Regions from separate parts of the Mus musculus genome. Here region 1 is linked to region 2. The links are chromatin loops, found by intact Hi-C in ENCODE. Cell type or tissue: left cerebral cortex. All regions are shown on one strand. Each heading gives the region's core, and the rest is flanking DNA. Links, peaks and the distances in the headings are about the cores only.

Region 1 (12,566 bases), core at 1,961-9,960, 140 kb before region 2:
AGGCAGGATGGGAAGGTAGGAGACAGCCAGAAAGAGCTGAGTTTGCTAGAGGCTGGCAGGCTGTAAACTGTAATGACAAATGTGCTCCAGAGGGAGGGGGAGGGAAGGAACACCTCGCTTGGCTTCTGGCTCTCTTCTGCCTGGCACTCTAGTCCTGTTTAGTCATAAACAGCAGAGTCATCCAAACCTTTAAAGTTACACTCTTGACTGCACTTCATATGAATGTGCAGTAAATGAAGAAAATCATCTCTTAGGGTGAGACAGAGCTTTCTGTGGGGAATTTCCATGCTCCCTGCACATGATCCATAGTTGTCACCGTTACTGTTTCTAATTCTGTCACCACTCTATCTCTGTCCCTGAGCGTGTCCTGCTTGCCACCGAAGGCCATGGCTTTAGGACTGTTATTCTTTCTCCCGTCCCCAGCCCCGACTCCCTGCTTTACTTGTTTTGCTACCCAAGGTAAACCTGCTCTGAGTGGGAGCCCAGAGGCACAATGAACAGGCCTACTTGGTAACTTTAACTTGTTCTCTCTTAGCATTACTCACAAAATGATATCAGCACAGAAAAGCCACAATTCCACACTATGGCTGACTTGCAAAAGAAGCAGATTCCTCCCCAGTGTTTTCTGTTTCTGTGATCAGATGAAGTATAAGTTGATGGGCTTGGCCTTTGGGTGTATCCGCTTTCAGGCACGAAGATACAGGGCGGAGGGAAGGAGTGGGCAGTGCTGTGTGCTTGCATTTCTCTGTTTTAGTACATGGAAACCTTCTAGAGGAGGGAGCACATCTTGTCTAGTAATGAACAATTATTTATTTCATTTAAAAATGATACTTGTTCATTAAAAATAATTTGGAAAAATACATAGGAGTAAAATGAAGAAAAATTAAAATAATTATATCTATAATTTAAATCTAACCATTAATACCTATTTGATACATTTTCTAACTCTCATTTTCTTCTGAGGACATAGTTTTCGAATATGCTGTGCTTGGAATTCCTCTGTAATTTTTTTGTTCCTTTTTTAAAAATTTAACTTAAGAATTTTTCATTTAGTTACAAAGTCTTTATAGACATTCTAAATAAATAAATTCTATTCCTATAATCAAAATGCCCACAAAAGCATTATATTTTACTTTTTCCATTTCTATAGTCCCTTGCATATGAACAATGTGTGAATCAGTCTGTAAATAATGGATAAATGATTGAAAGTTCAAATGAAGTATATATTTTAAGATGATTTTTCAAAATTTTCAAATCCATGAATGTAGGCAGATTACGGTAATGAACTCCTGTGCATTCATCATCTGGCTCATTCACTGCTTAACCTGTGGCCTGTCAGTTTCCCACTGTATTGCCTTGTTATTTTGAAAAACTCAGATATCATGACAGTTAATTAATTAGCCAATATTTCTGGTTCATTAGGATGCTTTTACATGTTGATGTTTTTAAAAGTTTCAGAAAAGCAATTCTCATCATTATATGGAACACTGTTTCTCTTCTTCGTGTCTTGGCCTCATGTCTTCTCATATGTAGCAACTGACTGGAAATATCTCAGCAGCTTGTGCCATAGCACCCTCAGGCACATGTGCTAGCCAAAGGACAGTGGGGTTGGAGAAGAGACCACTCTAACGTTAGATAGGCTTCTGAGACAAACGGTTTTCTTTGGGATCTTTTTGCTTAACTCAATTTTAGGATGATAACTTGCACAGCAGACTTATACAGTATCACTTATCTTTATCATTGAACATATCAATGTATTATATGCAATTGTTCATCTGAAGTAAAAGAAAAAGTTCATCCTCCGACCACGTAGAACTCTAAACTGCTTTAAGCCATTACTATATAGAGCAAAGCAAAGTACTTAAACCTAACTTAGTGCTCCGTTCAAATGTGTATAGATTTTAAGGCTTTTTTGATAACAGGAAAGCACCTGGTAGTTACATGGGACTCTTAAATCTGAAAAGGGGAACATTATATAATTTTATACATACAGCTTTATATCCAAGGAGAGGAAATAATCCGCTGCACATCACTGCCTGTGTTTATTACTCTGGTTGTCCCAAGGTCTCCAGAGAAACATCTACAAGCCACTTTTCCATAGATAGAACACAAGTTTCACAAAAGAGCTCTATACATTCTGAATGATGTGTTGAATTGGGATTTGTGTACAGTACCTGTTTGCAAGTTTTCCTTTCTTACTTACTAAATTTTAAGCCAGAGACTGTTCAGTGGTGATGTGTTAGCCAACAGGTGTTTTGAACTCATCAGATATTCAGGATGTGAGCAAGTACACACTGCATCCATAGAAACTGAATTTATGTGTTACTTTGGCCTGTTTAATCTTTGGTGCAGTTTCCATTGGCCTCGAAAGTGAGTGGCTGGAATATTGATGTGCCTAACCCTTCGAGAAGATATAAAAAATTTCTCCACCACACTAAATCTCTAGAAAAAATATGATGGCTTACAGAATGGACACATACAAAATATTTTCAGCCAAAGCTGGTAGGAAAAGCACACGGGGAAAAAAGAAAGTAATAACACAAGCAATAAACTATCCAATCAAACAGAGCATCTGTAGAAACTGCTCCTGTGCATGTGTAAACAATACAAATTCTTTTCCTGTTTCTATCTCTTCTCTTTCCATCTGTCTTCTGAACATTTATTTTCCTCTACTATGGTTTGACATCACCACCATTAAAATATCAGCTAAAGAGCTGAAGTGTGCCCTGGTGCCATGGAATTCAGGCAGGTATGACAAAGCAGTAACAAGCAATTGTACTATTTTAAAGTTGCAAAGTATCCATATCTTATAGCAACTCACTTTCCTGTCGTTATTTTAACATGGATACTAACAGCACCTTATGGTCATTTATTTACATCTTTTCCTTACATGTGATGGTGTACTATGTTCCTGTCATAAACATGAACTGTAAAGTACATTTCTTTGACAGAGAAACCATGATTCTTTCTTGTTTGTGTATTATACCATGTACTCAAGTTATCCACCAAAACTTCATCATGATTGCAGTTATAGTAATAATTATCAATAATAGTGATAGTATTTTCTTCTAGAAAGAGTAGCTGAAGCCATCTCAGAAGTAACTGTGACTCCCAACAGATCAGTAGGCTCATCACCTGAGCCTGATAAAAGTTCTGTTTGAAAAACGCCTTGAAAAATAGCTCCTGTTTCTTCCTTATGTGTGGCTTCTTGGGTCACTGTTGTATTTGTGACCTTATGTGTAACACTAAGAATAAAGTAGCAATCCACTTTCTACCTCTTTCTCTGAACTAAGCTCATGATTATAGTTGAATGACTCTCCTTATTTTGATGCAAGGGATCCTTTGTAAATGCATGACAGGATTTTTAAGCCTAAAGATGCTGATAATCATAGCCAAAGGAGGTAGAAGGTTTTATTTAGATTGCCGAGCCTCTCTATTCCATGAAACTGGCATATTTTCTGGGAAGTTTTTATTAAACATATATTATGCAATTGTGGACAAGAGGATAAAAATTATGTTATTCCTTCCCCAAGATAACTCCTGTGATTCTCTGTCACATGGGAGGAGAGAGGAATGAAATCCATGCTAAAGCAGATATTTAAAGAGATTCTTATATCCTCATCACAGTCCTTTCACATCGGGATGCTGAGGAGGAATCCCCATTCTTCCCTTTGACTAGACTACAGTTTGAACGGGAGATGGTTGAGAAATGGCTATCCATCTGGAGATTGCTCCAGAGGCCCCTCTAGACTCCCATGAGAACTGCTTCTATGAGTTCTGACCTTCATTGTAGAAATATTTCTGATTTTTTGATGATATATGCCAACAGCTTGTTTTCTGGGTATTTGATAGCCACTCTGAATTCATCTAATGTTTTTTGTAGCATGGAGATCTTGTAACCTTTCAATCCTAAGAGTAAGGACTCTTGGAATTAATTATTTAAAGACTTTTAGCCCTTAACTATTTTTCTTTCTTTGTCCACAAACAAGTTGATTGGTTAATCATGTCCTTTGTTTGTTTTTGTTGTTGTTGTAGATACTGCACATAAAGCAAGGATGAGGGAAAGCTGTTTATAAAAGATAATTACAATGGCAGCATTGCACTTTCTCTAGATTGTCTCATTCTCTTGATTGCATCAAGACCTAGACTCTAGAAAGTGTATTTCAGTTTTACTAGGAAAATGATAGAGAGAAATAATTCCGTATTTATCATATATTATCAAATACAGCATGTTAATATCCTTACAATTACAAATATCACAGTTCTTTCAAACCCTCTTCTATTAGCATGACTTCAGTATCTGGTTAGTCCTCACACAAAGTGCCCAGAATCTAGGACAAAACACCAGATACTTTTCAAGTCCTTGGAGAACAGTTTTTTAATCACAATATGATAGGTCTGTGGTCTGTTAGAGCTGAATTTATTTCTGAGATGACTTATCCTACCCTCCCTTGAATAAAAATTCACAGTTTCCTCACAATTAAATCAAAACTCAAAGGCCAAAGGGATCTCTAAGATTGTCTCCAAGTCATCCTTTTGATAAATTTGTATTGATTTATTTGTTAGTATTTCAATGAAGGTTTTGTTAGAGAAATGTGAATCATTTTCTTTTGTTCCAATTCATTTTATATATTAAATACGATTTTATTCATTGCAGCATATAAATAAAAAAAAATTCCACCTCCAGATGCACTGCTCTTTATGACCCTGTGCATCTCAGGTTTAGTGCTTTGCAGGACTCTGCTTGTCAACAGGTGATCTTGCCTTTGTCTTTCCTCAGAGTTCTGCCTCTGGTGCCTGTCACCAGCAGTCAAATAAGGACAGTTTTACCATTCCTTCACGCTGCTCTAGGTTTTTTTTTCTTTTTTTACTGCCGGTACATGAATTTGTTATTCTTTGTAATTCCCTTTGAAGTTGGAAATCCAAGGGGAATCTAAAACCGACCAGATGTTTCTGCTGCTGGAGAGGGAAGAGAGTCAGGATTAAGTTTAACAAAAACTTGGTCTCTAGGAAAAAAAAATCATTTCAGCTGAAAATCATCTTTAAATGCATTCATTTGCTATATCTCTGTTAGTTAATTTACATTTACTAGCCCTTTTGTAGGCAGGATCACCTATCAATTTGCTCAGAGTAGAATTCATAAGTTTTGTGAGCAAACAGATTCCTGTGCTTTGAGCAAAGCTGTTTCCTTTATGGAGTTTCAGCTCCATCAGTCAGGATATCCCCTGCTCATGCCTTACTGTGAGGCCTTTCTGTCGTTGCTGCTGATTCTTCTAAAGGATCACCATTATGTCACATCACATTGGGTGGGTCAGTTCTGCAGACTGTCACAGTGGCAGAGGCCAGGGAAGCCTGACTTTGGGGACGGAAGGAAAGAAAACCTGCTTAAATGGCTAGCCTTTGTATGGCCCATCATCCTTTTTAAAGCTATGGTAATTAAGAGTAGGTGATGAGACCTTTGGCTAAAATAGCCAGAAGTTTTGTGGTCTTTTAAGGAGCAAGTTGATTTCACAGGTAGTATGAATAAACAAGGTGGGAAATGAAAAAAGTGATAGTCTCTGGATATAGTAATGTACAAAGAAAGTAGGGTCGTTGTGACATGGCATTTTGGGGTCCTCACTACAGGTACTCAAAACTACCAGAACCTGTCCATTGCAAAGGAGGGAACTAGTAAGTAACAAAATTAGACACGAATATGAAAAACTAATCTGAATATCTCAGGGGTTTGTTTCATATGTCACAAGGCATTGGATAGAGGTCCTGGGTGTCATTTGCTGGGCTACAGCAAAGAATTCCTCCTGCTATCCTCTCATGTGCTCTCTCAATTCCCAAGACTGCCCAGGGTTCCCAGGATGTAGAGAAATCAGAGCAAGGGCTCAGCATCCTTACCTGCTACCTGGGTTAGGCCTTTGGAACTGGTTTCTGCATCTCACGGGGGTGGATGATAACTAGGCCCTCAGTTCCATTTATTCCATTGCAGCTTGCTCTTAAGCAGGAAACACCAGTCCTCAGTAATTATAGTAAGTTTCTTAAGTCACAAAATCGGGTGGATATACCTTTGTAGGCATTCTTTTTCAGCCTGTAGAGAGATAGGAGAGGGAAAAGCCAGAGAGAAATCACTTAGCAGCTGATTCGCTTGTTTTAAGCAGCTTTCGCATTTTAAATATAAAATATTCAGTTCCTGGAACATGGGGTAATTTAAATGTTCTGTAAGAATTTAGAGAAATCCCTCTCTCTCTCTCTCTCTCTCTCTCCCTCTCCCTCTCCCTCCCTCCCTCCCTCCCTCCCTCTCTCTCTCTCTGCTCTTATTTTTCTTACCCATTTGTTCTGTATTCAGGGACCTGGATTTTCAATATAGCTCTTCAAAACTAGGTTGAAATACAGAGTTTTCAACCTAAACAGTTTCTCTTCTTCCTCCTTTTTACTAATGTATTTATTATCGCTATTACTATTCTTCTTGGTCAAAGCAGATGGTATGAAAAGCATTTCTGTTGGTCTCACTGCTGACAGAGCCTAACCTAATAATCCAACACTTAGAACTTAGGCCTCAATAAAGGAAACACTGTTTGAGGTATTTTTCCATTCAAACCAGCATCAAAAGTTTTTAATTAACACCATCAGAAATTAATGGGCTGAATGCAGGAGAAGGTTTCTCCATACCCCACTACTGGGAACAGCAGCGAGTGGGATCCATTGTGTATGTTTGTAGTTTATGGTGTAGTTTTATTTATTTGCTGAAGCCGAGTCCCAGCTGCACACTGGCTGCCAAGCCTCAAGAGTAAAACCTGCAGAGGCTGCTTCCCAGAGCAGTTTCATTTTGCTCGCTGATTATTGTCCTGAGTTCTTTGTGATTGTAATTGGTTAGAAAGTTTGAAATTAGCAAGTCCTTGTCAGCCATGAAAGCTTTGAAATCACAAGGCTTGATACAGCTATCAAGCCCGCTGAAGCCTAATGGCTTTCCAGGGAAGAGCCTTCAGAATGGTTAACATTCTCAGCCCCACAGGCTGGACTCCAGTCACCATTCACCACCCTCTGGAGGGCCCTGTCTCAGATCAGGGCTTTGTCTGGGGCCTTTTCTTTTCCATTGGTGAAGCCTGTTTCAGGATGAACAGATTTTAGAATAATAGGGGCAGGAGGCCTTAGGAAATGCGAGCAAATGGGTAGAATGAAGTAGGTAAGGGAACAAGGAGAAAGGGGGAAAAAAGAAAATGCACAAGAGAAAAGACAGGATATAAGATGAAAAGAGCTTTGTAAATAGTAACATTTCATTTCTTTGCAACTGAGTTTAATGTCTCAGGGTGGAAAATGCTGGTGGGTGGGTTCTATTTTGAAACTTTTTTTAAGAGTTGCCCACTCATTGTCAAAGAAAAGCCACATATGTCTGTGTAAAGGGCTGTAACCTGCCCAGCATGCCCTGCTGTAGTTTTGCAGATTAAGGGCACAATCCTTTCCTTTATACATCAAAACACAGGAATGTTTGCTTTATCAACTATTCTAAAATACAAAGTATTTATTATTAAACCTTATGTGAGCCTCCAACCCAGTATGTTCCAGAAAAGTCCTCTGCTGCCTGGTCAGTTGTGGAATAAACTGAATCCCGCCTTATAGAGCTGCTTGGGCAGGGTGATCTGGAGCAGACATCATCAGCGTTGATAAATCTGTTCTAGAAGCTTACAGATCTCAATAACTTCCTATAAAGCACTCATTTATGTCTAAACCCTTCAAGCTTAATACATTTAGATATAACCCTTAAACTTTCAATTGTCTTCCACTTTAATAAAACCTTATAAAAATATTAACTAAAAAGCATATTGCCATGAATTCAAAATGTCAGGAAATCTTTCAGTACATCTTGGCAAGATAATATAAAATACCACTATTCTTTTTCTTATTTTCCAAAATTTGTTCTCACATTTTTCTCACAAGCACAGAAGGATCAATACATATCATACTATAGGATAATAATAAAGGAATGACTCTGACGAAAATAATGAGAACTGTATTTCTTAGCTGAACAGTTTAGGATTTACTCCAAGGTTTGATATCTTTGAAGAATTTAGACAACCCCGTTTGGAGTAGAGTTGAATGTAGATGATTGTCTGACTTTCCCAAGCCGTATTTATGAGTGCCAGATCATAATGTGAGTGTATTAATATGCCTACATTATTTCCCTTGAGAATTTCATACAGTGTATTTTGATATTTATCTCCCTCTCCTGACTTCACCCAGATCCTTCCCCACCCAACTTCATAGTCTTTCCCCCTCCCACTTCCTCTTCTCCTCCCTTACCCATCTCCTTTCTATGAGTCTAGTTTATGTTGAGGAATTACTCTTGGGCATGGGACCTGCCCTGGAATGGGGTTGATATACTAGGTATCACTCCACTGAAGAAAACAAGTTTTCTTTTCCCAGGAGCAATCAGCCACGAACAGCAGCCACAGCTAGGGATGTATGTTAAGGGGGACTTCCTGCCCACCTCGTCTCCTTCATGATAGATTTTTGTCAGTATTGACCCTGTGCTGCTCTTGTGCATGCACTCACAGTTTGTGAGTTTGTGCATTTGCCCAGTTGTGTCTGAAAAGAACACTGTTTTCGTGAAGTCAGCCTTCAACTCTGGCTCCTACAAACTTTCCACCCCTTCTGCCACTTGGATCCCTGAAGTTTGAGGGGAAGGCTTTGATATAGACTTCCCATTTAGGGCTGAGCATTCAGAAGTCTCTTGTTATCTATGTTAATTCCCATCTGCTGCAAGAAAAGGCTTCCTTGATGAGGAGTAGGGGATGTGCTAATCCATGTGTAAGTGATTAGGACTCATTTTTATTGTTAATCATATTTAGAAAAACAGTAATTACTTGTTTACTTTCAGGGCTACAGTTTCTTGACATTATTGACAGTGTCCGGTATGGGTTTCATCTCTTTGAGTGGGCCTTCAATGTAACAAGAGTGATTGGTGACACCAATAACATTTGCCCCACTATCACACCAATGTCTCAGCCTGTTTTATAGGCTAGTATGTCATCTTTGTCTGCTATTAATGCCTTGGTTCATTTCTAACTTAAGCAGTCCCTGAAGCAATTCTCTTTAAGCCTAGGCTCCTAGCCGAAGTGTACACTAGATACTCTTCCTCTGTATCTTAATACTTTTTTTTTATTGCTATGATAAAAATGCACTGAGCGAGTGGCTGCTCCAGGAACACCAGGGGAAATGATGCCTCAAAGGCTCATGTAGGTTTCTTTAAAACCTCGCTAATGTCCAGACTCAAGTAATAGATCTATGGAGCCCACCAGAAACTATCCACTGTTCGGAGGCGCCTTCTTCGCCATCCTCCCTACAGGGGCCATTGATGTGAGGGACCTCCGACCGGTGCCAGACAACCAAGAAGTTTTCTGCCATCCTGTGACCGACCAGAGTCTGATCATAGAACTTCTGGAGCTGCAGGCCCACGGACAGGGTGGAGCGGCTGCACGGTACCATTTTGAGGACATTGGCGGGTGCAGGGGGCTAGGGCTGTGCACGTGCTATCTGTGCAGCCTCTCTGGTTGGAGAACTTATCCCTGAGAGGCTGCTGTCAAGATGCCTGGTTCCTTTCTGGCAAGCAGCAGGTAGCAAAGGATGTCACACTGCATCAGGCCTTACTGTGGCTGCCCCCGGAATCAGACAGATCTTTTGTTCACCTTCAATCAGCCCCCGTGTCACAGCAGGTCTCTTGGCCCTGAAAATCTGTCATGTCCACCTTGGAGCCTGAGTAACTTTGAGCAGCTGGTAACTAGTTTGACTCTTCATGATCCCAACCTCTTTGGTCCCCAGTAAAGATCGTTGAAACACAACGTGCTACTGAGGACTCGGGGACCCTGTTCTGAGAGGGGGAGTTTCTTTCTGCTTCTTCCCTGGATGTAAACCTAAGACACCTCCTCTGCAGAAATAAACTTGCTTTATGAAGAACAAAAATGCAGTGAGCTAAGACATTTATAAAGGAAGCATTTAATTTGGCTTTGGTTTGAGAGGATTAGAGTTTAAGATGGAACAGCAGCTCTCATCTTGGTCGACAACCATGAGGTGGAGCACAGAGAATGGCATGAGCCTTTGGAAAGAGCAACGCCCACCCCTAGGCACATACCTACTCTAACAAGGCCACGCCTCCTAACCTTCACAAACAGTTCCACCAACTGGGGACCAATTGATCCTATAGAGGCCATTCTCATTCAAACCACTACAGCCAAGATATTTTGCAATGTTAGAAGAGATTGATGAGTCTATTCTAGACTTATTGAGGATGAAACAACTCTGATGCAAAAGAACATGGAATAGTACTTAATGCTTTTTTTTAATGTGAACTATGCTAGAGACACTGCATACAAGTCTTGACATTTCTAGAATAACTTATCCCATTTAGACCCCAGTGGCCTTGCTAAACCTACCTTTACTGTAACTTCTTCCTCCTCTTCTCTGATTCATCCTCAAGTCACTCACCCACCCCTGCCTTCTGAAACTACCATGCAGATTACTACATATACAGCAACCCTTGATCGAGCCCTTGATCTGGCAGATACACAGACATGTATACTCAAGTTTGTTGGTCTGTTTGTAACTGTTGATTCACAACTCCTTTTCTCCTTTCTACTACAGCCAGTGACTTATTGCCAGTTCTTGGTCTGATTGACAAAGCTAGCTTAAACCCTTATGTTCACCTCTGTGTATTATGGCATTATAAATTTCTGAAGGATATCTATATAAAACATGGGGCTACTGTACAAAAGCTATACTTACATGCTTGTTTTCTTATATATCCTAGTAAATGAAAGAATGTGTATTTTAGTTTATAGCCTAGAAAGTGTAATTAACTCTGGGTAAACTAATAGAAATGTGTGAGAATCTAAATATTTTTTCCATGTATCAGGATGAAGATGGTTGTCAATCCAGTCAATTGGTAGTAATCTCAATAGTTTCTGCCAGTATTTGAAGTATCAAATCAATACAGAGGGTTTCTGAGCATTGCTGAAATTTCATGAAGCCCGGAGAATGAGAGATGGCAAAGTCTTGGTATCTTCAAACAGAAATCTAAGATTGACCCCATCTGATTCACCACAGGGCAGAATCTACTTTCAGGAGGCACTAAAGAGGCTTGGAATGCAAATGGCAATACAGTAGAAAGAGTATCAGGGCGTGGTGATTGAGATAATTATTGGTACTAAATACATCCTTCCAGACTGCATCAAAGATGGAGAAAATGCTCCAGAAATGGGACCTGCCTTCCCAGTGGCTTATTTTGGTCCCAGATTAGTACAGAAGGACATGATGTGGTATGTTAACTATACCTTTTCATGAAAAACAAGTTTCACTTTTAACACAGTTACTATGGGAAGATAAAACATTAACAATTTTAGAATTTTGTCCCCTACAAAAGTATGTAAAGTCTCTGCTCATTTAATGTAGCTTAATATTTCATCAATCAAGTCAAATTATTTCACTAAACTTAGTGCCAGCAGGTAGTGATGTGCACCAGTCCCACACATGATCACATCCTCTGCTAAGAGTCACAGTAAATCATATGATACACAGATAATGTTCTGCTTCATAGCGTGAGCAAAGAATTAGAGGTGCTGTTACAGCCTACTATGTTTAGTATTGGTTGGGCTCTGAAACATGTAGCCTGATGAGAACGCTGAGAAGCCTGAAGCCATATAGGGACTACTCAGTAGAAGCTGGCAGCACATTTTCACTCTGTGCATCACCAGCCACCTCCATGGCTTTCTTCCTGGCTTCCCTTTGAATTTCTCCATTATGGTAACAACTGAAAAGAAATAGAGGTCAGAAAACACACTAATTAAAAATGAAAGCATTGGTTTCTATTCAAGCTCCGGCACTAAATAAGGGGAAAATTACAATTTCTACTGATCTTGCCCTCAATATTATCGTCTCTAAAATAGGAATGTGACCTATCATAGCTACTCGTTTTTACTTTTTCATTTGAAAGTCATTCATGGGTATAGATTAAACTACAAGAGGATAATTAAAATCACTCAAAATTGTCCACAAATAATCTACTTTCAAATTTGTGGATACTGTTATACTTTTTCCTCTGTATACACACCCTTTCTGGTTTTGTTAAAAATCTCTGCATACCTTTATATAGTAGCTTTTTTGTTTACACCTATAGTTAAATAATACTCAACATTGAGATTAATATAATTACATCATTTCCTCCTTTTTCTCCTGGAAAACCCTCCCATGTTTGCTCACTTTCAAAATCATAGCCTTCTCTTTTTAAATTTTGGAGATATATATATATATTCTTAAATTTATATATAATATATATATGTATTCTTCATGAATACAACCTCCTCAGTCTGCATAACATTACTTTTATATGTATGTTTTCAGGTCTGACTCTTTGGTATTTGATTACTTCAATGTCCTTCACTGAGAACGACTATTTCTCCCACTCTCAGTGTTCCTAAGTTGCCCGTAGTTCTATGCTTGGGGCTGAGCCCTCTTGAGTTTTCCCCGTGATGTTACAATATCCAGTCTTGTCATCCTAGTTCAACTCCTGTTGAAACATCCATGTG
Region 2 (12,566 bases), core at 3,138-11,137:
GGAGCAAAGAAATGGATTAAAGAAAAGAAAGGATGGGGTGTGTTTATAGCTATGGACTCTGGAAAATTAAAGTTTGCAGACACTAGAAAGATGGGAAGTGATGGAGAGTTGAGGAGGCCAGAAAGGCTCAGGGTTCCCACCAGGCCTCCTGGTTACATCATCACTCACTCAGCCACTACTCACTAATCCAGTAGCTTCCTTGAACTCTCGTGATCTGCCCTCTACCCCGCTCCAGATTCTCATTGCTGCGGCTGTAATTTTGACATTTTAATTACTAATAATTACAACTGCCCATAATCTCAATTACAGGCATCCACTCTCCAATTACTACCTCACATCTTCACAGCCCAATCTCTCTGTTAGCCCTATTAACAATTTCTGAAGCCCATAGGACCCCTTAATTTATTAATTTTGTCCAGAGGCTCTCATATCCTCACTTCCTTGTGTAGTTGAGGTTCTGAAGGCCACACACCTCACACACTTGTTCTCTTACAGCTCTATGCTTTTCACTGTAGAGATCAGAACCAGCCACCCACCCTGATCCAAGCCCACATGCCACCTTGACTCTGCTAGAGCCAAAAGCAAGCACATAGACCACTCTCCCTTAAATTTCATGATATCTGCAAGTGGCCTTTGTTGCTGCCCACAGCGTCTTTTCCTGCATCTCTACAAGAGTATTTCACAGCTTTCCCTCTGTCCAGCTTGCAGTCTCCTTCCTTGCCCTTCCTGCCTTTCCCCTTCACTGAGAAGAGAAAAGCAGGTAGGCTAGAAGGAACTTCACACATACCTGCTCTCCAGCAAACATCCCCTCTCACATCAGTGCCCACAGCCTCTGCTTTTTGTCCCCACAACTGTAGGCAATCTGTGCACCCCTGCCTCAGTGTCCTCATCCTTGTGTGTCACATCCACACCTCCTATACTCATGAATAATGTTTCTGAGAAGGTGTGCTGAATTCATGTGCTTTATCTGTTTTCTTCTCTAAATAATTCTAATCATTTCTCTAATTCTAAATAATTCTTGTCACCATACAAACATACTGTAACCCCTCTCATCCTAACTACTCTCTTGGCCCTCACCCTCTCTGATAGCCTACTGTCCCAGTAAATACTAGTTTACAGTTCCAAGGGTGTCTAAGATCTCATAAACTCTCTCCAGCTTCCTCTGATTAGCTTTTTCACAAGTAAAAATAATGAAACTGGCTATGCTGGCGCTCCAGTGCCATACATATAGCTAACCTCAGTGACCAAGTCACACTCTTCCTCTCTTCCCTTCTGTCTCACCCGCCTCATTCCTTTCCCATGAAACACTTGACTTTCAATTCATTCACACATTCCTGATTTCTCCCATTTCACAGGCCACTCCCTTGCAATCTCCCTCACTGGGTGTATTCCTGTATCCCCATGACGTAAACATCGAAGGGTCTTAGCAACTAATCTCTGAACTACTTCCTTCCAATCTCTCCAATCACTCCCTTAATATTCACCCTAGCTTGAGTCTCTGATCCACACTTGGTTCCTACTTAACATTTCCACTGCATGTCTAATGAACATCTTAAACTTAACATACTAGGAATACATATTTTATCTAACAAATATGCAGGCTAACCCCCTAGGTGAATGGTATCTCCATCCTAAGAGTTGCTCAAATTGAAACCATATCTCTCTGTCAGCCTTTTATGTCTCTCACAAATCCAACCAATAAGCAAACCCAGCAGTATAACCTCCAATCCATACCGCTCATCCCATCCCGTCTCTCTACTGACTCAGAACGCTTTCCTTCCTTACACGGATTGTTTCTGGAGTTCCCTCACTACACTTCCTGCTTCTGCCCTTAAAATATCCAGGCTATTCTCCAAAGGAAGCCCCTCCGCAGTGTGCTAGGTAAACAGTCAGCTCATGCCAGTCCTCTGCTCCCAACTGTCAGGGCTGGGAGGCTTCTCTCAAGTGAAAGAAAAGGCCAGGTGAGGAGAGGATCCATACCACACTCTCCACTCAGTCGCACTGGAACCTTCTCTCCCTCTTCCCCAGCCCCGACCCCCCCCCCCTCCCCGCTGTGTGTCTGCAGGTCCTTTGCACTTGCTTTTCACACTGCTGCAAAGGTTTTCCCTGAATAAATCTTGCCAATCCTCATTATTAGGCTTTTACTGAATCTTCACTCTAAAGCAAGGCCTTACCTAACCTGCAGAACGCACCCAGTCTCTTACCACTCAGACCATAGCTACCCTGATTCAAGCAACCATCCTTCTGTTCCTGGAGGCCCACCATTTGCTTCTTATCACTTACTCCCTTCAAACATGTGCTTGATTGGCACATTTGTCTCCATTTGCAATGGATCATAGGCTCCACCATCTAAGGCTTTCTCTTAGGTGCTTATTTCTTTGGGGTTTTGTCCATTTTGCCCTCCAAGACATCCCCTGTGCCTCACCCTATGCCACTGCATTGGGTGTTCATAAATATTTTTAGATAAATTGTAGGAAAGGGTAAGCCTTTCTTGTACTGAGTTGAAAGGAATTTTTTTTAATGCAAAACATAATATTGAACATAGTGGAGCATGTGTCCTTCTTACCAGTTGGGGCTTCTTCTGGATATATGCCCAGGAGAGGTATTGCTGGATCCTCCGGTAGTACTATGTCCAATTTTCTGAGGAACCGCCAGACTGATTTCCAGAGTGGTTGTACAAGCCTGCACTCCCACCAACAATGGAGGAGTGTTCCTCTTTCTCCACATCCACGCCAGCATCTGCTGTCACCTGAATTTTTGATCTTAGCCATTCTGACTGGTGTGAGGTGGAATCTCAGGGTTGTTTTGATTTGCATTTCCCTGATGATTAAGGATGTTGAACATTTTTTCAAGTGCTTCTCAGCCCTTCGATATTCCTCAGTTGAGAATTCTTTGTTTAGCTGTGCAATACCTCTCCTGGGCATATATCCAGAAGATGTCCCAACCGGTAAGAAGGACACATGCTCCACTATGTTCATAGCAGCCTTATTTATAATAGCCAGAAACTGGAAAGAACCCAGATGCCCCTCAACAGAGGAATGGATACAGAAAATGTGGTACATCTACACAATGGAGTACTACTCAGCTATTAAAAAGAATGAATTTATGAAATTCCTAGCCAAATGGATGGACCTGGAGAGCATCATCCTGAGTGAGGTAACACAATCACAAAGGAACTCACACAATATGTACTCACTGATAAGTGGATACTAGCCCAAAACCTAGGATACCCACGATATAAGATACAATTTCCTAAACACATGAAACTCAAGAAAAATGAAGACTGAAGTGTGGACACTATGCCCCTCCTTAGAAGTGGGAACAAAACACCCATGGAAGGAGTTACAGAAACAAAGTTTGGAGCTGAGATGAAAGGATGGACCATGTAGAGACTGCCATATCCAGGGATCCACCCCATAATCAGCATCCAAACGCTGACACCATTGCATATACTAGCAAGATTTTATCGAAAGGACCCAGATGTAGCTGTCTCTTGTGAGACTATGCCGGGGCCTAGCAAACACAGAAGTGGATGCTCACAGTCAGCTAATGGATGGATCACAGGGCTCCCAATGGAGGAGCTAGAGAAAGTACCCAAGGAGCTAAAGGGATCTTCAACCCTATAGGTGGAACAACATTATGAACTAACCAGTACCCCTGAGCTCTTGACTCTAGCTGCATATGTATCAAAAGATGGCCTAGTCGGCCATCACTGGAAAGAGAGGCCCATTGGACACGCAGACTTTGTGTGCCCCGGTACAGGGGAACGCCAGGGCCAAAGGGGGGGAGTGGGTGGGTAGGGGAGTGGGGGTGGGTGGGTAAGGGGGACTTTTGGTATAGCATTGGAAATGTAAATGAGCTAAATACCTAATAAAAAATGGAAAAAAAAAAAAAAAAAAAAAACATAATATTGTGGTCTGGGCCCCATGATTCTCCATGGCAAAATTTTGAGATTCTTCAAAATTAATTTTGAAAATAAGAGTTCTTATGTAGGTTTATCCAAAACATTTGATAGGCTACTATTTCTGTTTCATGCCCAAAACAGCAACATCCAAAGTGTTTATTTTTCTTTTTCATTCAGTAAATGTTTGTCAGGGAATATGGATACTCTAGATGAGTAGTGCCATGCATAGAGACTTGGAAACAAGAGAGCATAATACAATGGGCCACTGAAATAAGTGGCAGGCAATGCTAGCCTAGCTGATGTGCTATAGACATGTGCAGTAACGCTGAGAGATGGCGAGGCCGGAAGTTGCCAGAAACCAGAGACAGGGTTAGTGGTGACACACCACACTGTGCACCATCAGCAGCTCTGGAAATTATTTATAAAATTAGATAAGAGTAGAACTCAAACATACAGGAGAGCACGGCTGGAAACTTCCCTAATAAGGTATAGACTTAAAACCCCTCGCTGTCAAGTGACTATAAAAATAGCCGATGTGTTTATTGGTGCCCTTGGTGCCTCTGACTAACAGTTGAAATAGTTTGAGGTTCCAGATTTTCTGCCTACTAAGAAAAACTTCATTTGTATTGAAAGCTTTTGTTCTTACTTTATACAAAGGAAATTGTTAAGAAATGGACTAATATGTGTATATATTCTTAAAAGGTAAGTTTTAAATAAAATTAGACTTATAAAATTTGTAAGTTTAAAAAGTCAATAGTGGAAATCTTGCTTTCTCTGCACAGAAGAATCTTTAGCTATTTAAAAATTGCATTACGTTTGCCTGTCTATGTGGGAGTGGTAATTATTTGGGGGATAAATGAAAGGCAACAGAGAAGGCATATCAGTTGGGCAGGTGTGTGAATAGTTAATCCTGTTTCCTCTCATGGGGAACAAAGGAGAAAAAAGCTTGAAGAATATGAATTAGCTTCAGGAGTATAGAATTTAGGAGATGTCCAGTTGTATTGCCTACTATATCAGAAATAAAAACATTAGTGTTGAAGAGAAGACTAAGAGCCCAAGATGCAGATATGAAAGCATTTAAAATGGAAAGAAATGAATGTTCAGTGGGGAGTGGACATACTATTTTGAAGTGTTATGAAACATTACAAGAGCCAGACATCAAAAAACTTGTCTGATACTTTTGTTCTAATTAACTCTCACCCATTGTGACACCAATGTACACCCTCACTTTAGTTTGTCTTTCTATTTAAAAACTTCAGAAACTTGATTCCTGACCTCTTATATTCCAGGCATGCCTTGATTTCAGTAATAGTTCTGTTCATCAAAATAGGAAGGACAACAAAATTGTCTACATGAAACCGTCATTGCTTTTAGGAAACTATGAAATAAGTCTGTTTATATATGAACAACAACGCCCACATCACTTATCTGTTCTGTTTTCCAATCTCTGTTCTGTGAAGCCTCATATCCATTGGCTATAATTGTTTCAAACCGTGGGGATATTAAAGGAGACTCCTGTCTTAAGCAATGGGATGAAAGACATCTTTGTTCTATTTCTTTCCACCCTCAGGGAAGGAAACAGAATCTAAGAACTTGGGTAATTCCCAGGCCAGGCACACAAACTTAATCCCTACAGTCAGGAGTCAGAGGCAATTCACAGAGGATCTATGTGAATGTAAGGTCAACCTGGACTTCATAGAAAGTAACAATCTAGTTAGGGATATAGAGTTGGACCCAGTCTCAAAAACAAACAAAACAAAAGAAATAAAAACCAAAGTTATCTTATTTCTGACATCATTTCTATACCTTTGGAATATGTGTTCTGCCTCCAATATTTGACATTTTCTAGAGGCAGCCAATGAGAGGGAAGCTCATGGTAGTCTTGCTATAGTTGTAGTCTCTGCTGTTTCTGTTTCCTAGACTCTGTACTCATGGGGACTTGGTTCTGCTTTACTTCTCCCTTAGCAGCCTCTTTTCTCTGGTGTCTTATCTGTATATCTTAAAAAAAGAGTCTTCCCTCCCAGTTACAATGCTGTATGCACTCTTAATGTATTCCGTCTCTATGGTAACTGGGTTACAGGCCACAACATCATGATTGCTGGAGCTGCCCTCATAGTAGGGAAACTGGCACATGCCCTGCCCTGTGCCCCAAGCTTCTCCATTGGATTGGGAATCAAATACCAGCATTTCAATGTGCAGGGCAAGAAAGGCAGCAGAGGACGTGCTACAAACCCAGGGTCTAAGATTCATTCCTGAGATTTGATAGAATAGGTGATATGATTTATCATGATAAAAGATAACCTGGTGTGCTGAGCCTTACAAGACGTCCTTAAGCTGCGAGAGAAGGAAGATCCTTTCCTTACTAGCATCTAAACAGTCTACTTTCACTGAAATTAGGAAGTATTCTTTAGTAAACTCAGAAAACTTAGCAATATTCTGTAAGGAATTATTCACTGTTATTTTGGGTACAGTCTTTCACGTAAGTTCCTCAGTAAGTACATACTGATCTAGTGGGACAAACAAATGGCAAGGCTGCTTTTCTCCAAGCATGTCTTAGAGTGGGATTAGTTCTGCTGGTTAGAGAAGGAATGAAGGAAGGTAACCGGCCCCTCTGGAATGCTTCTTTCAGGACACATCTTCCATCCAAATGCAGGGCAGAGCAGACTCCAGTGTACAACACAACAGAAACACAGGATTTGAAGTAGGCCCTTATAACTTTGACCCAGTTGATGTGTACAGTACATTTAGCAGTATTCCTTGTGTCAGGAACAACTCTTGAACTTTGACAGCTGAAAATGTGTATGTCCCCTAATGAGGACAAAAATAGCCCCAGACTCGGAACCACTGTCATAAAGCAAGATGAAACTCCAATAAGACATGAGATAGAGAACACGTGAAGACCCAAACTATTGGTTTAATTAGTTATTCATGAGGGTCTGGGGAGAGAGCTTGAGGTCAGGTCCTCAGAATTCATGGAAAACTGGGCCCAGCAGTGCATACCTGTAATCTAGAACTGGGACACTAGAGAAAGGAGGTGGTGACAGATGGGTTCTTAGAGCTCATTGGCTGGCCAACCTGGCGCAATTGATGCACTTTGGGTTCAATGAGATGCCCCAGCTCAAAAACTGAGGTAGAGAGCAACTGAAGAAAATGGCAGCATCTATCTCTGGCTTTCTAATTGACACGAGTGCACATACCCATGTAAATGCATAAACCATACACACACACACACACACACACACACACACACACACACACACACACACACATATACACACATGGAAGGGGGAGACAGACAGACAGATGGACAGAGAGGCTTTTTGAGCCTCTGCTGTCTACCGGGCATTCTTGTACTTATCAGGAGTATAGCTGTGAACAAGTACTGATCTCACGGAACTATGTTCTGGAAAATGTGTGTTTCATGTTTCCAACCAGTGAGATCCCTTTCTCTCCAAGCAGCCTAACAGCAAATGCTTCCAGCCATCCGAGAGCCAGGAAAGAAAAGACAAGCTCAGAATTGAAGAGATTCTTTTCAGTTATGAACCTCAACATGGCTTTGGGTTTAAAATGAAACTTGGCGAGTGATTAATTCATATGTTTTAGTTTATAATGTATTCTGATCATTTTGGGGTGTTTTCAAAACAAGTGGTGAGATTAGGGCTTTTTTCCCCCTTCTATTTTTGGTCCCTTTACTGTGGAGAGTCCTTCACTTTTGATTAGATTTGGTGCTCTTAGGATATTTGAAAAACGCTTTCAAGTATTTGAAATGTGTATACATGGGTGAAGAGATGAAGAAGGGAAAACCCAAGACTTCAGGCTCTTAGCTTGAATAAATAATGCATCCCCATCCCCAGCAGAGGATTCAGGCACCACTTCTTCAAGAATCTCTTCCCAGAAAGTCCTGTGGGCACATCTCTGAACCCAGGTATCTTCCTAGCACCCTCCCTAAATTCTTACCAGGGTCATAAGGGAAGCAACCATGATGTCCCTGTTCATGTTTTTCCCATAGTGTAAATGTTATGAGGACCAGTGTCAGATCTGGCCTGTGCACAATCCTACCATCCCCAGCACTTGAGAATTGCTTAATTGTGTGTTGTGTGGCTTAATGACTAATAGATAAATATAGCTGTCGAGATGTCCTGTCTAAGCATCTCTAACCTGTGCATTCACTAGCACAGACCCCACCCTCACTCTGAAAATTCACTAGGCTGGTCATTATTCTAGAAACCATGGAGTAACATGATTGTTCTTCAGTACTAGTAGAACTGTGTTTAACTGGAAACTTGAGAATAGTTGAAGTTCATTGATCTTAAGGATATTACAGACTTTTTTTTTAGAGATGCAAGAATGTAAGAGAAATAATAAAAATGTGTGATTTAGGAATATGTTTAAGTATTGCTAATATCCTGAGCATTCCTCAAGACTAAAAGGGTTTAGATAATAAGGTATTGTTTGTATGACACAAAATAAAGTTTTATGGTTTATTAAGGTTTTCTTACTTAATTTCTGTTCCCTCTTGTAGAATTTAAGCTCCTATAAGATGGAGACCTTGATCTGTCAACACTTTTATCCTCTGGGTCTAGAATAGTGTGTGGTTTATTGTGGTCACTCAGGAAATTTTCTTTAATGAGTAAGTGGTAGACATTCTGTCAATAGCATCTGGTTGATAATTCTGCACTTTTAATAAGTTGCTCGTGCAGTAGGATGGTGAAGCCCTGAAGCCCTTATCCATTCACTCAGCATTCTAGACAGTGCTGATACACAATAGATAGTAGGTATTTGATGAGTGGAGAAACTTAGTATTCCAGTGTATGTGTGTGTGTGTGTAATTTTCTAAGAAAATTTTGCTAGCTCAAAGTTTCAGGAAGGCTGGTTCCTGAGCGTTTGCTGACTTTTCTGGTCACTTTGATGTGCCTCCTGGAGAACCAAGACCCGGTCTCTGCCTTATGTCCACTTGGCATTCTCCCTTTGTGTGTAGTTGCTCAAACTCCGCCTTTGAAATAAGGACATTGGTCTTATTAAATTAGGCCAATTTCCCCTCTCTCTTCTAGTGTAACCTTACCTCAATTAGTCACCTCTGTAGTGGACGTGTTCTCAAAGTACAGTCTGAAGTACTAGGCAGGGAAGAGGGGTCCTGCTAGAACTTCCATCTAAGAATTTAAGAAAAGTAAAATTTAATCATAGCATCTCAAAACAGTATCTATTTTTTTCAATGCTGTATGGAAACTGGTTTGCTAATCACCTATACCGTGCACTGTTGTGTGAAATTTGTGTTCATACATAGGAGGCATGGGACATCAGAAGGGCCTGACTGCATAGCATATTTCTCAAATGCCACCAAGGTATGTAATTTGACAAGACAATGAGTTTTATAGGAAAAGCTGCTGAACGATTCCAAAGGAATTTGCATATGAAACAAAGGAGTTTGTTGCTAGCTTTATTTTAAAGATGTCAGATGAGGGGCAAGGGAGTTGTGCTAATTGTTTTTCTCAATGTTGTGGCAAAGATACCTGACAAGAGCATCTTAAGGACAGGCATGAGGCTTGAGAGTGCAGCCCACCCTAGCCAGGAACTAAACAGAAGTGGTTGCTGGGGCTCAGCCTCCTCGCTCCTTCTTGTCTATCCCAGGACCCAGCCTAGGAGGTGGGGCCTTCTGCTTACTTGGTGGGTATTTCCTCCTCATTAAAGTTCTCTGGAAACACCCCAGAGAGGTGCCCAGAGGCTGTCTCTTTAGGTGATTCTAGATGCTGTCAAGTTGACAGGATTAATCATCCCAGAAGTCTAAACATATTGAATGGTCAAAATACAAAATGCATGAACTCTAGTAAATTTGACTTTAGAAAGAAAGGAATGGTAGTGAAGAATGAACTTTTGAAAAAGCAACTCAGACATTTTTTAATCCATCACAGTACTGATTCCCAGTTTCCGCTGGAAAACATACCTATTGTTGTGATAAAATACCATGACAGACAAAATAAGGAAGACAGCGTCTATTTTGGCCCATCAAAGCCATAGCCTTCAATGTGGTTAGGCTGTAGAAAGGCCCATCCATATCATCCTCTATGAAACAGGACAGCTTTCGAAACCTTGGTATTGCCAACTCCAGAGAACTTAATCCACGGAGTTGATCAAAGACTGGCTGTTATCTTTCTGTTTATGACTGTCCATTCACAAGGGCTTGATCCCAGTGAACACCTTACCAAAGGGTAGGGCAGCTACAGAGCACAGGCAAGTGGAAGGATGTGTTATCATTAGCATAGCTCTGTACAGCATCTGTAACAAATGTATGCTCTGTCCAGAGAAGGTACTCAAAATTCAAGAACACAGGCTACCACATGTATCGTAGTTTGTACCTCCAACTGTTCAGACGCAAGCAGACTGTCATGGAATCCATGTACAAGGTAAGAGCAGAAGAGACTGGCAAGGCTAGATAAACTCACAAGTGCCAAGATAGAGAAACCAACGAGGAAAGCTGTGCACACCAGGCTCCTAGTGCTTACGTAGCTCAACCCCTACAATAAAATAAGCCTCTTTCTGCTTATTAAAAATCATTGATGATCTTGGCCCCAAAAAGGTTGAATTAGGAGCACAACTAGACAAATCAGATTTTAATTGGGCTGAGAAGTAAATAGGAAACTTGATGTTGGCACTGAGGCAGGAAGATCAGGCCCAGAGAAAACGGTGGCTCATTTATTAGTTTATTATGATTATTGTCTTTGTTGGAGACTTAATATGAAAGCCACTATAGTGTGTTGGCAGCAGTCGGAAATTGAAAGGCAAAAGGAGTAAGTGCTACATTATAATCCTGGAGTAGGTCATCAGTGATCCCTTTGATGTTACAGATGAGTTCAGTGTCAGCCATGGAGCGTGGCCTTTGCTTCCATGGCATGAAAAGAGGCCAGGCTCACTGCTGACAGCACAGGGTAGCAGGTCCATTCTAAGGAACCAACCAAGTGATCAGGGAAAGTAGCTAATCAAAACAAAACCCAAATAGGAATAAAAAAAGAATTGCAAGTAGTTCTGATGGCATACCTTTCTGTTGTGATCAAACATCATGACCTTAGAGTTCTAGATGACTTACAGCCCACCATGGTAGGGAAAGCACAGCAACAGGAGGGTGAGACTAGCCTATAAATGAGGAAGCTATCTAATCACATTTCATCAACACACAGGAGGCAGAGAAAGCGAGAGAAAGGCCACACTACAAAGCCTCAAACTTCCTTCCAATTTAGAAGCTCTGCCTCCTAAATTTTCTATGGGCTACCCAAACAGTGCCGCAACCTGGACCAGGCTTTCAAATACACTAGTCTACAGAGGACGTTTCTCAGTCAGTTCATGGCTCCATAATTCAGAAAGGCACCAGGCTGTATGTTTTTCTGGTTTGTTCTCCACATTAGTCAGCAGCTTAGGTGATAAAGAAGAAGTACAAGATCAGGTCTATAAGAGCTCAGGAACTAGGAAGCCACAGCTAGAAACCACAGAGACAAGGACTGGAGGCTGAGGAGGCCTTTAACCCTAATGGTGGGAAGGAAAAGAAAATGAATATTAATAGATTAAGAGAAATTGGGAAACCAAAAGCTGTGGTGAGCACATAGAAGAGAGTTCCTTTTTTTTTTTTCTCCTAAGCCAGAGATGTCCCAGTACGGAAGTGTGTGCCTGCCGCACCTATGTTTTGCCATAGACCTCAGGGAAGCCACAGACAGTGGGATGAGCATCATTCTGGGGGCATAGAACAAAATCAGAAACAGAGATGTGCTCAGGGTTTCTTCCCCACTCACCACTCTTTTATGAGTTCTGTTGGTCTGCCTTGCTTGCCTGTCACAAATTCTAGGGATAATCAGCTTTAAGAAAGGTCTTTCCTGGTTCATGGCTTTGGAGGTCTTTGATCCATAACCCATTAGCCTGTCAGTTTGGACCCATGTGGGCACAGGATATCATGGGACAAGTTTGTGACTTCTGGACTAGATCAGGACTGGGTGCAGAAGAAAGAGAAAGGTAGGGGTTAGAGTCCCAATATCTTCATCAAAGTCATGCCTCTAGTGCCCAGACTTCCTTCTAGCAGACCCTCCTTTCTGAAGGTTATGCCACTTCCAAAGCACCACAGACTGGAGACCAAGCCTCTAGCATGAGCTTTTGGGAGATATTCGTGATCTGAACTGTAGCATCAGCCATGCTCACTGCCATTTTCAAAGAATGTTCATCTTAAAGGATGAAAGAGAAGAAGAAATAGAAACGTGTCATGAAACAAAGGGGACTATCTTCACAAAAGGCAAATGTAGTACTATCCTTAGACTCTATTCTATGCTTCTTCTAGCTCTTCGCTTCCTCATATCTATAAACATCAGATATGGATGGTTCAGCCACCTTTCTCTACCTAAGCTCCAAAAGAGAGCTCCCATAAGCTTAATATTGATTTGAGTTTTATAAGGTATTTTCAAACAGGTTCTTACTATGTAGTTCAGGCTCCCCTCAAGCTAACCAAATCACTGGCTCAGCCTCAGTATTGGGAGGATTATAGCAGGTAACACCACACCCATCTGATCATATTAAATTTTCTTGCCAGCATCCTGCACAAAGAAAGTTAGTGCTTGGTAAAGAATGCTTTTATATGCTTTGTAGGTGACACTGTACAGTTAATCCTGTCTACCCTGTACATTCAGAT

The links. Hi-C counts contacts between places; a loop is a spot of excess contacts. Peaks named below come from ENCODE experiments on the same cell type or tissue, not always from the same donor. Only the 100,000 strongest peaks of a DNase experiment are listed, where the experiment ranks them.
Region 1: it touches region 2 in a loop (2.3-fold over the local background); 2 of 42 quality-filtered maps call a loop at or near these places.

The regions. Positions count from the first base shown.
Region 1 is chr16:43,303,322-43,315,887 of GRCm38, forward strand. The region is part of intron 4 of Zbtb20 (zinc finger and BTB domain containing 20); the gene reads left to right. It also overlaps the pseudogene Gm15711. Among named protein-coding and RNA genes, the nearest start is that of Gm9968, 54 kb to the right of the region's middle. In left cerebral cortex, for the core only: no CTCF peak of the experiment used is centred there; a DNase peak (open chromatin) is centred at 6,767; H3K27ac peaks cover 820 bases.
Region 2 is chr16:43,437,263-43,449,828 of GRCm38, forward strand. All of the region lies in intron 4 of Zbtb20 (zinc finger and BTB domain containing 20), which reads left to right. Among named protein-coding and RNA genes, the nearest start is that of Gm15713, 23 kb to the left of the region's middle. In left cerebral cortex, for the core only: no CTCF peak of the experiment used is centred there; no DNase peak of the experiment used is centred there.